Linked DNA regions of Homo sapiens: regions 1 and 3 are each linked to region 2. The links are chromatin contacts, found by Hi-C or POLR2A ChIA-PET in ENCODE. All regions are on one chromosome and are shown on one strand. Each heading gives the region's core, a stretch centred on a gene start or an enhancer-like site at or near the end of the contact. The rest is flanking DNA. Distances are from core to core; before and after follow the strand shown. Region 1 has its middle 21 kb from the start of ENO1-AS1. Region 2 overlaps RERE (arginine-glutamic acid dipeptide repeats). Region 3 overlaps ERRFI1-DT (ERRFI1 divergent transcript).

Region 1 (2,700 bases), core at 128-2,627, 500 kb after region 2:
TGGGTCCCCTTCCATGCTGTGGAAGCTTTGTTCTTTCGCTCTTCACAATAAATCTTGCTGCTGCTCACTCTGGGTTTGCACTACCTTTATGAGTTGTAACACTCACGGCAAGGGTCTATGGCTTCATTCCTGAGGTCAGCGAGACCACGAACCCACTGGGAGGAACAAACAATTCTGGACGCGCCACGTTTAAGAGCTGTAACACTCACTGCGAAGGTCTGTGGCTTCACTCCTGAAGTCAGCGAGACCACGAACCCACCGGAAGGAAGAAACTCCGGACACATCTGAACATCTGAAGGAATAAACTCTGGACAAACCATCTTTAAGAGCTGTAACAATCACCGCAAGGGTCCACAGCTTCATTCTTGAAGTCAGCGAGACCAGGAACCCACCGGAAAGAATAAATTCCGGACACAACATTTCTTTTTTCTTTGAGACAGGGTCTCAGTGGCACAATCATAGCTCACTGCAGCCTCAACCTCCTGGGCTCAAGAGATCCTCCTGCCTCAGTCTCCTGAGTAGCTGGCACACCGCCATGCCCTGCCAATTTTTTTTGTAGAGACAGGGGTCTCACTGTGCTGCCTACACTGGTCTCGAGCTCCTGGTCTCAAGCAGTCCTCCCTCCTGGTCGTCCCAAAGTGCTGGGATTATAGGTGTGAGCCACCGTGCCTGGCCTCTTTTCTTCTTTTTTCCCTCCACATGTGTCTTATTTTTTTTATTTTTTTATTTTTTGAGACAAAGTCTTGCTCTTCTCCCCCAGGCTGGAATGCAGTGTTGCCATCTTGGCTCACTGCAACCTCTGTCTCCCGGATTCAAGCAATTCTCCTGCTTCGCCCCCTCAAGTAGCTGGGATTACAGGTGCCCACCACCACGCGTGGCTAATTTTTGTATTTTTAGTAGAAGCGGGGTTTCACCATGTTGGCCAGGCTGGTCTAGAACTCCTGACCTCAGGTGATCTACCCGTTTCGGCCTCCTGAAGTACTGGGATTAGAGGCATGAGCCACCGTGCCCGGCCGTCTTTTGCTTTATTTTTGAGACAGAGTCTCACTCTGCTGCCCAGGCTGGAGTGCAGTGGTGCTATCTCGGCTCACTGCAACCTCTGCCTCCCCGGTTCCAGTGATTTTTGTGCCTCAGCCTCCCGAGTAGCTGCTGTGATTACTACAGGTGCCCACCACCACGCCTGGCTAATTTTTGTATTTTTAGTAGAGATGGGGTTTCACCATGTTGCTCAGGTTTGTCTCAAACTCCTGGCCCCAGGTGATCTGCCTGCCTTGGCCTCCCAAAGTGCTGGGATTACAGGCATGAGCCACTGAGCCTGGCCTCTATATAAGCCCTAAGTTCTAACCGCTCCTCTGAGTTACTCATCACTGAATTTCCGTTGCAGGTGATTCATGAGTTTCCAGGAAAGGGGTGGGTGATTTCCAGAATGAGGGTTCCTCCCCTTTTTAGACTATATAGGTAAACTTCTGGGCCAGGCATGGTGGCTCATGCCTGTAATCTCAGCACTTTGGAAGGCCAAGGCTGGCAGATCACTTGAGGTCAGGAGTTCAAGGACAGCCTGGCAAGCATGGAGAAATCCTGTCTCTACTAAAAATACAAAAATTAGCTGGGCGTGATGATGTGCTCCTGTACTCCCAGTTACTCAGGCAGCTGAGGCAGGAGAAGCCGGAGGCAGAGGTTGTGGTGAGCCAAGATTGTGCCACTGCACTCCAGCCTGGGTGACAGAGCAAGACCCTGTCTCAATAAACTAAACTAAACTAAAATAAATAAATAAAGGAATAGACTACATAGGCTAACTTCTGGATGTGGCTGTGGCATTTGTAAACTGTCATGGCGCTGATGAGAGTGTCTTTTAGCATGCTAATGTATTATAATTAATGTATACTGAGTAGGGAGGACTACCAGAGGTCACTTTCATTGCCATCTTGGTTTTGGCTGGTTTGGGCTGAGTTCTTTTTTTTTTTTTGAGACAGAGTCTCACTCTGTCACCCAGGCTGGAGTGCAGTGGCACAGTCTCAGCTCACTGCAATCTCCACCTCCCAGGTTCAAGTAATTCTCCTGCCTCAGCCTCCTGAGTAGCTGGGATACAGGCACGTGCCACCACACCCAGCTAATTTTTGTATATTTAGTAGAGACGGGGTTTCACCATGTTGATCAGGCTGGTCTCGACCTCCTGACCTTGTGGTCTGCCTGCCTTGGCCTCCCAAAGTCCTGGGATTACAGGCATGAGCCACCGCACCTGTCCTGGGCTGACTTCTTGACCACATCCTATTTTATCAGCAGGGTCTTTATGACCTGTATCTCATGATATCAATCCTGCAGACCTCATCTATCTTTTTTTTTTTTTTTTTTTTTTGAGACAAAGTCTCACTTTGTCACCCAGGCTGGAGTGCAATGACACCATCTCAGCTCACTGCAACTTCTGCCTCCCAGGTTCAAGCAATTCTCCTGCCTTAGCCTCCCAAGTAGCTGGGATTACAGGTGTGCACCACCATGCCTGGCTAATTTTTATTTTATTTTATTTTATTTTATTTTATTTTATTTTATTTTATTTTATTTTATTTTATTTTTAAGACAGAGTTTTGCTCTTGTCGCCCGGGCTGAAGTGCAATGGCAGGATCTCAGCTGACTGCAACCTCTGCCTCCCGGGTTCAAGCAATTCTCCTCCCTCAGCCTCCCAAGTAGCTGGGACTACAGGCA
Region 2 (2,700 bases), core at 73-2,572:
CAGAGAATTAGCCAGTGAGAGTGCCCAAGGAACACGGGAGCACAAATCTGAGAAGGAACACTCGAACGAGGACCAATTCTATTATTATTATTCTGCTCTGTAAGGCATAGGTGACACCACCCCTCTCTCTGTGCTTAAAGGACAGCCATTCCATTAACTACCCACCTTGAATGGATTCCAGAGAAAGACTTTGTTCCCCAAGAAATATTAGCAAAAGCCTTCAAGCCAGGGCTAAGAGCCTTAGTGACAAGTGAGAAGGCACAGAACAACTGAGCAGAGATCATCTCTTGAAAACCTATGCTAATTATCCTGTTTCTACCATCAGGAAAGTGGGAGGGGGGAAGGGCTGCTGTGCTATCACTTGGGGTCCATTCTGGGGTCAAATTTGAATCCCAGCTTCTAGAGCTGAATTCAATGTGGAGTTTGTTGTCCATGCCAAAATTCAAAGGCTGATCAAGTTGAAGAACGTGACATGGACATAATGTGAAGTACATGAAAACTCACATACAAAGTACCTGCCCTCCTGGAACCAGTCCCCAGTTATCACAGAGCCGAGAGGAAACCAGTCCCCTATTATCAAATCCTCTTACTCTTGACTAGAGTGATGGAATTTGGGAAGAATGCAGCAGACTTCTAAAGACTGCTCAGCTACAAGCAGGATCTTCATCTCCTTTTCAGCTGTGGATAACAACGGAAGCAGTCAGCCGTCTAATAAATCAAGTTTAATTTTAACAGCATGAAGTATTGCCCGCTTTGTAATTATACTTCCAAAGGTAAAACCCAACTCGAATTAACTTAAAAAAATTGTTATTGAGGTAAAATTCACATAACATAAAATTAATCATTTTAAAGTTTACAATTCAGAGGCAGTTAATACATCTACAATGCGTGCAGCCCTCAGATCTAATTCCAAAACGCTTTCATCATCCCCCAAAGGAGACCCCTCCCCCTCATTAAGCAGTCAAAGTGAACTTTTTCCACAATGGCATTCTTTGTGATATATCATGCTTTCTCCACAGTATCAGTTTATTCACTTTCAACAGCATCTTTGCATTTTAAAGGTAAGGGAAAACTCAAAGGACCATGAGAACTAACACTCACAAATGTGCTTTCCAGTCTACCACGTGACTGTATACACATCTGGTGAGACAGTTATCTCAGGCAAAATGTACTGTGTGTCTTCCCTGGGAGGAGAAACAGGAGCTGATTCTAATGGAATGTTTACTATGTGACAGATACTGAGTCAGAAACAGCACAGCAGCTAAGACTGGGTGCTCTGCAACCACACTGCCCAAGTTCCAGTTCCAATTCAGTGTGAACTCTGTGTTCTTTGGGCAAGTCATCATAATCTCTCTGCCTCCTTTCTCTTCACACGTATTGTGATGGCAACACCACCACTTGCCTCATGGAGATGCTATGAAGGTTAAGTAAGTTCAAGTGCTTAGAACAGTGCCTAGTGCATAATAAGAGCTCAATCACTGCTGCCTTATTCGACTTTCACTACGACTCTGAGGGAGGTTCTATTTGTGCCCCCATTTCATTACTGAGGAACTTAAATTTTACAGCATCTAAGAGACTTACCCCAAACCCCCAGAGAATAAGTGGGATAGCTGGGATTTGAACTCAATTCTGAGTTCTGTTGGCTTAGCAACCATTCTGTAAAATGTACCAAGGAACAAAACCTTTCTGATCCCAGTTACCAAACTCATGTTGAGCAAAATCACACTCACACAGGAAAAAAAAAAAAAAACACATGAAACTGTCACCAAAATGGCAATAACCCAACTGTGCTACAGTTTTATTTCCTGCTGGCTTCTCAGTTCTCTAAGCCTTGAGGATCCACGCGCCTTAGACCATTATTACCTCCTCCCCCATATGCAGTAAGTTCCTGACTCTTCTGATCTTTCCTGTTCTTACTGGGCACCATCCCCCAAGACCTTCTGCTATTTGTACTTTCTGATTTCAGGCTCTTTATTCTCTGATACACACTGTTGCCAGAATAATCTTCAAAAAGATTGACTGCAACTTTCAACTTTAATTCAATCATACAAATATTTCTTGAGCATCTAGGTGCAAGGCACCATGATGAAGATAATGTGAGTAAGACAGTCCTTGCCTTCAGGAGCTCAATCCAAAAAGGGAGGTGTAAGATAGAATTTCATAAGACAATGCAGAGCCAGAGAAAGGCCCTAAGAGAGGCATGATGTTCTACAGGGGTATTCAAAGGACAGAGTTATATCCTCCTCAGATTAGAGAAAGATTAATGAAGGAAATTAAGTTTAAAAATGTAGAGCATTTCCACATGGAGTAACAGAAGGGCAGGCATTCTGGGCAGAACACTGCAGGAAGAAATGGCAGACAGGAAGCCTGAGTGTTTGGCAAGGGCCAGAGGTGCAGAAAGAAAAGCAGTAGGGAAGGGGCTTGGAGAAGCTGATTTGGACCACAGTATAAAAGGTCTTGACTCTCAGGCAAGGGGGTTAGTACTGAGTGTGGCTGATGAAATCTCCATAGCTTTGCTCTCCTGTGTGCTTTGCTCAGGGTTGGTTCTCACCATCTCCCCATCACTCAAGGCCTAGTTCAAGTCTCAGCTTCTTCCTGACGTGTGTCTTGACCGCCCCAGTGTAAAATAAGATCCTCTTCTATTAACAACGACCATCTCTACAATTTATTTGGCAATTAATCACGTAGTGCTTCTAACAT
Region 3 (2,700 bases), core at 25-2,524, 300 kb before region 2:
TACTATTGGCCTCTGTCCCTTATTCCTGGACCTGGGCGTTAGCCTAGAGTCGCTCTGAAGTTAATGATTAAAATCTTTGAGTGGACATTCTCCACCGTTTCTTGGAAGCATTCTTGAGTTACCCGTTAGTTTCCAGTCTTAAACAGAGAAATACAGATACCACCTATTGGTAATGGTTTTTAGATCATGAATCTCCTTGTGGGATTACTTTGGAACATCTCCCCGCTCTTTATCGGCAGGCCGGATGGTGAAGGTCACTTCATCCTTTATCAGATTGTTATTCAACCACAATCCTTCTTTCAAGGATTCAGAAATACACAGGTTTCTACTAAAAGAAACGTCCATATCTTTAACCAATGCCTGTTTCTAGCACATTTCTCTAAGCGTAATTCTTTTTATCATCCAGATTCTTATGATTCATTCAAAAGAAATTTAGAGCCAAATCTGGCTTTTAAGCAAATATTTCTAACAAACTGACCTATTTTAGTATCACTCACCATAAGGTTATTTCAGGATGGTGAATGACAATATGCCAATGAACAGCAGAGGCTACCTTTTTTGATTCCTAAACAACCAGATTTTGTGAGACTACGTTTTTCTTCAGTGATTCATAATCAGTTTTGCAATTTGAAAGCAGTTTATGAGTCATTCAGTTTATGAATTTGTTGTCACTTCCTTAGAAAAGGGCTCCCTTTCCTTATAGCTTTTCAAGTTTAATTCAGTCGCCTGAAAGCTTTCATTTAACCTCAGTTTTTTCTGCTCCATGAAGAAAAACGATGTTATATATCCATTTTACTGTTACTATCAGGTAAGAAGGCCTAGGGACTAGTGACATCAATTCCACGAGCCATCAGTGTCCTGGGCTTTTAATTCACAGAAGAATGGATAGTTGTAATGAAAAAAAAATCTTATAAAAATACCAGTCCTGTTTTCTAAGTTTTAAATACAGATTCTCTGTTTTTAGTTATCTTGTTTCTGCTTCCCAATGCAATAAACTCTAGCCACCTGCAGGACTGCTGGATATTCTGATCTCTCCCTAGGATGAAAGAGCCACTTTAACTGGAAATCTTTACAACAAAACACCCTCAACTATTCAAGGAAGAAATTCGGTAGACTTCCATGCACGAGGCCTTTGAGAAGAGAAAATAGGCCCTCGTTCAGGCCCAGACAGATCATTGACAGCGTTTTTGGATTCCTTTTTTGATCAGGAAATTAGATCAACATCCTTATAGGGAAAGGTTCATTTGGGGCACAGGTGGGGCTCTTTAGTTAAAGTGTCTACTTCTCAGTCCATATTAGGCAACAGGAACTGCCTGAAAGGCACTTATTTTTCATTCTGTGTCATTCAACCATAAATGACTCAGTTCTGATATTATTTACCAAGCTCCTGTTGAACTCATAGGAGAGGCAGCTGTGCAGCACTCGTAATGCTAATCTTAATATAGTCTCAGCAGGGTATGCAGTCAGTGAGAAGTAAGACGGGTCATTTTTCCTTAAGATCATATTAATTAACTAGCTGACTCATCTCCCAGGAACTGGATTGAGTCCTCAAAATGCTTCATTTCTAAAATCATGGAGGCTTAATCTAAGTAATTTTACTGTCATCTGGTAAAGCTTATTAAAGCTTAAGGGTTTTTTTTAAAAGGCACACTTGAAAACTTAGAGGATTAGAGAAACTAAGGTAATTTTAGTAGCAGCAATGAGTATTTCATTTTTAACATTTAAACATTAATCTGGCATTCTGAAAGGCCTGAGATCTTATTGCTTCTTAAAATAGGCTTTGTTTTTTAGAGCAGTTTTAGGTTCACAGCAAAATTGAATGGAGAGTTCCCATATACTCCCTGCCCACGCAGGCACAGACTCCCCACTGCCAGTGTGCTGTACCGTAGTGATAAATTTGCTGCAATTGATTAACTCGCATTGGCACATCAGTATCACCCGAAGTCCACAGTTTACATTAGAGTTCACTCTTGGTGTTGTACATTCTATGGATTTTGACAAATGGATAAAAACACTTATCTACCATTATAGTATCATACAGAATAGTTTCACCGTCTTAAAAATCCTCTGTGCTTACCCACTCAGATCTTATTTTTAGTTTCAAAGTTAATGATCTAAATATGAGAACTGAAATCTGCAAATTTAAAAAAGCACAAGAACCCAAGTGTTTAACTTAAAATCAATGGTTCTTAAAAATCATTAATATAATGTAAAAATACTAAATATTAAATTTCAACATTAATCTTGAGATTTAATTAATTCAAAACATATGTCTGAAATGTACCTTTGCAGTAGCCATGAAAAAAATGTGTTACCTAAGTAAATAGTTTAAGTGTCTGAGAAACTTTTGGCCAAGGGACTGCAGTCACTATTGCTAATTCCCTGCTATCTGGAACTTAGCTACAATTAAGCAAATAAACAACAACAACAAAGGACAGAAAAATCTCTGAAAAATCCCCCCAAATTAGGAAAATAAGCAACACAGTTCTTTTCTTTTCTTTTTTTTTTTTTTTTTTTTGAGATGGAGTCTCTCTCTGTCACCCAGGCCGGAGTGCAGTGGCATGGTCTTGGCTCACTGAAACCTCCACCTCCTGGGTTGAAGCAATTCTCCTGCCTCGGCCTCCAGAGTAGCTGGGATTACAGGCATGTGCCACCATGCCTGGCTAATTTTTTTGGTATTTTTAGTACAGACAGGGTTTC

Evidence for each region. Hi-C counts contacts between places; a loop is a spot of excess contacts on that map. ChIA-PET counts read pairs that join two places held with the same protein, here RNA polymerase II (POLR2A). Pooled maps may share reads with other maps.
Region 1: a loop to region 2 is called in a pooled map, with 5 times the contacts of the local background. The contact joins two enhancer-like sites. A Hi-C loop is called at or near these places in 2 of 50 pooled maps. POLR2A ChIA-PET finds 5 or more read pairs at or near these places in 2 of 52 experiments (A673 and naive thymus-derived CD8-positive, alpha-beta T cell).
Region 3: a pooled map shows a loop between it and region 2 (11-fold over the local background). The contact joins two enhancer-like sites. A Hi-C loop is called at or near these places in 3 of 37 single-sample maps with no recorded cell type and 9 of 50 pooled maps.

What each region holds. Positions count from the first base shown.
Region 1 is chr1:8,898,699-8,901,398 of GRCh38, forward strand. No RefSeq gene overlaps it. Among named protein-coding and RNA genes, the nearest start is that of ENO1-AS1, 21 kb to the left of the region's middle. Within about 2 kb of position 1,378, at least 9 of the 41 ENCODE cell types and tissues checked have a DNase peak (open chromatin) inside an H3K27ac peak, as active enhancers do.
Region 2 is chr1:8,395,854-8,398,553 of GRCh38, forward strand. All of the region lies in intron 12 of RERE (arginine-glutamic acid dipeptide repeats), which reads right to left. Among named protein-coding and RNA genes, the nearest start is that of RERE-AS1, 27 kb to the right of the region's middle. RefSeq lists an enhancer at 1-75. Within about 2 kb of position 1,323, at least 21 of the 41 ENCODE cell types and tissues checked have a DNase peak (open chromatin) inside an H3K27ac peak, as active enhancers do.
Region 3 is chr1:8,096,222-8,098,921 of GRCh38, forward strand. All of the region lies in intron 2 of ERRFI1-DT (ERRFI1 divergent transcript), which reads left to right. Among named protein-coding and RNA genes, the nearest start is that of ERRFI1-DT, 71 kb to the left of the region's middle. RefSeq lists enhancers at 460-1,659, 1,025-1,074. Within about 2 kb of position 1,275, at least 18 of the 41 ENCODE cell types and tissues checked have a DNase peak (open chromatin) inside an H3K27ac peak, as active enhancers do.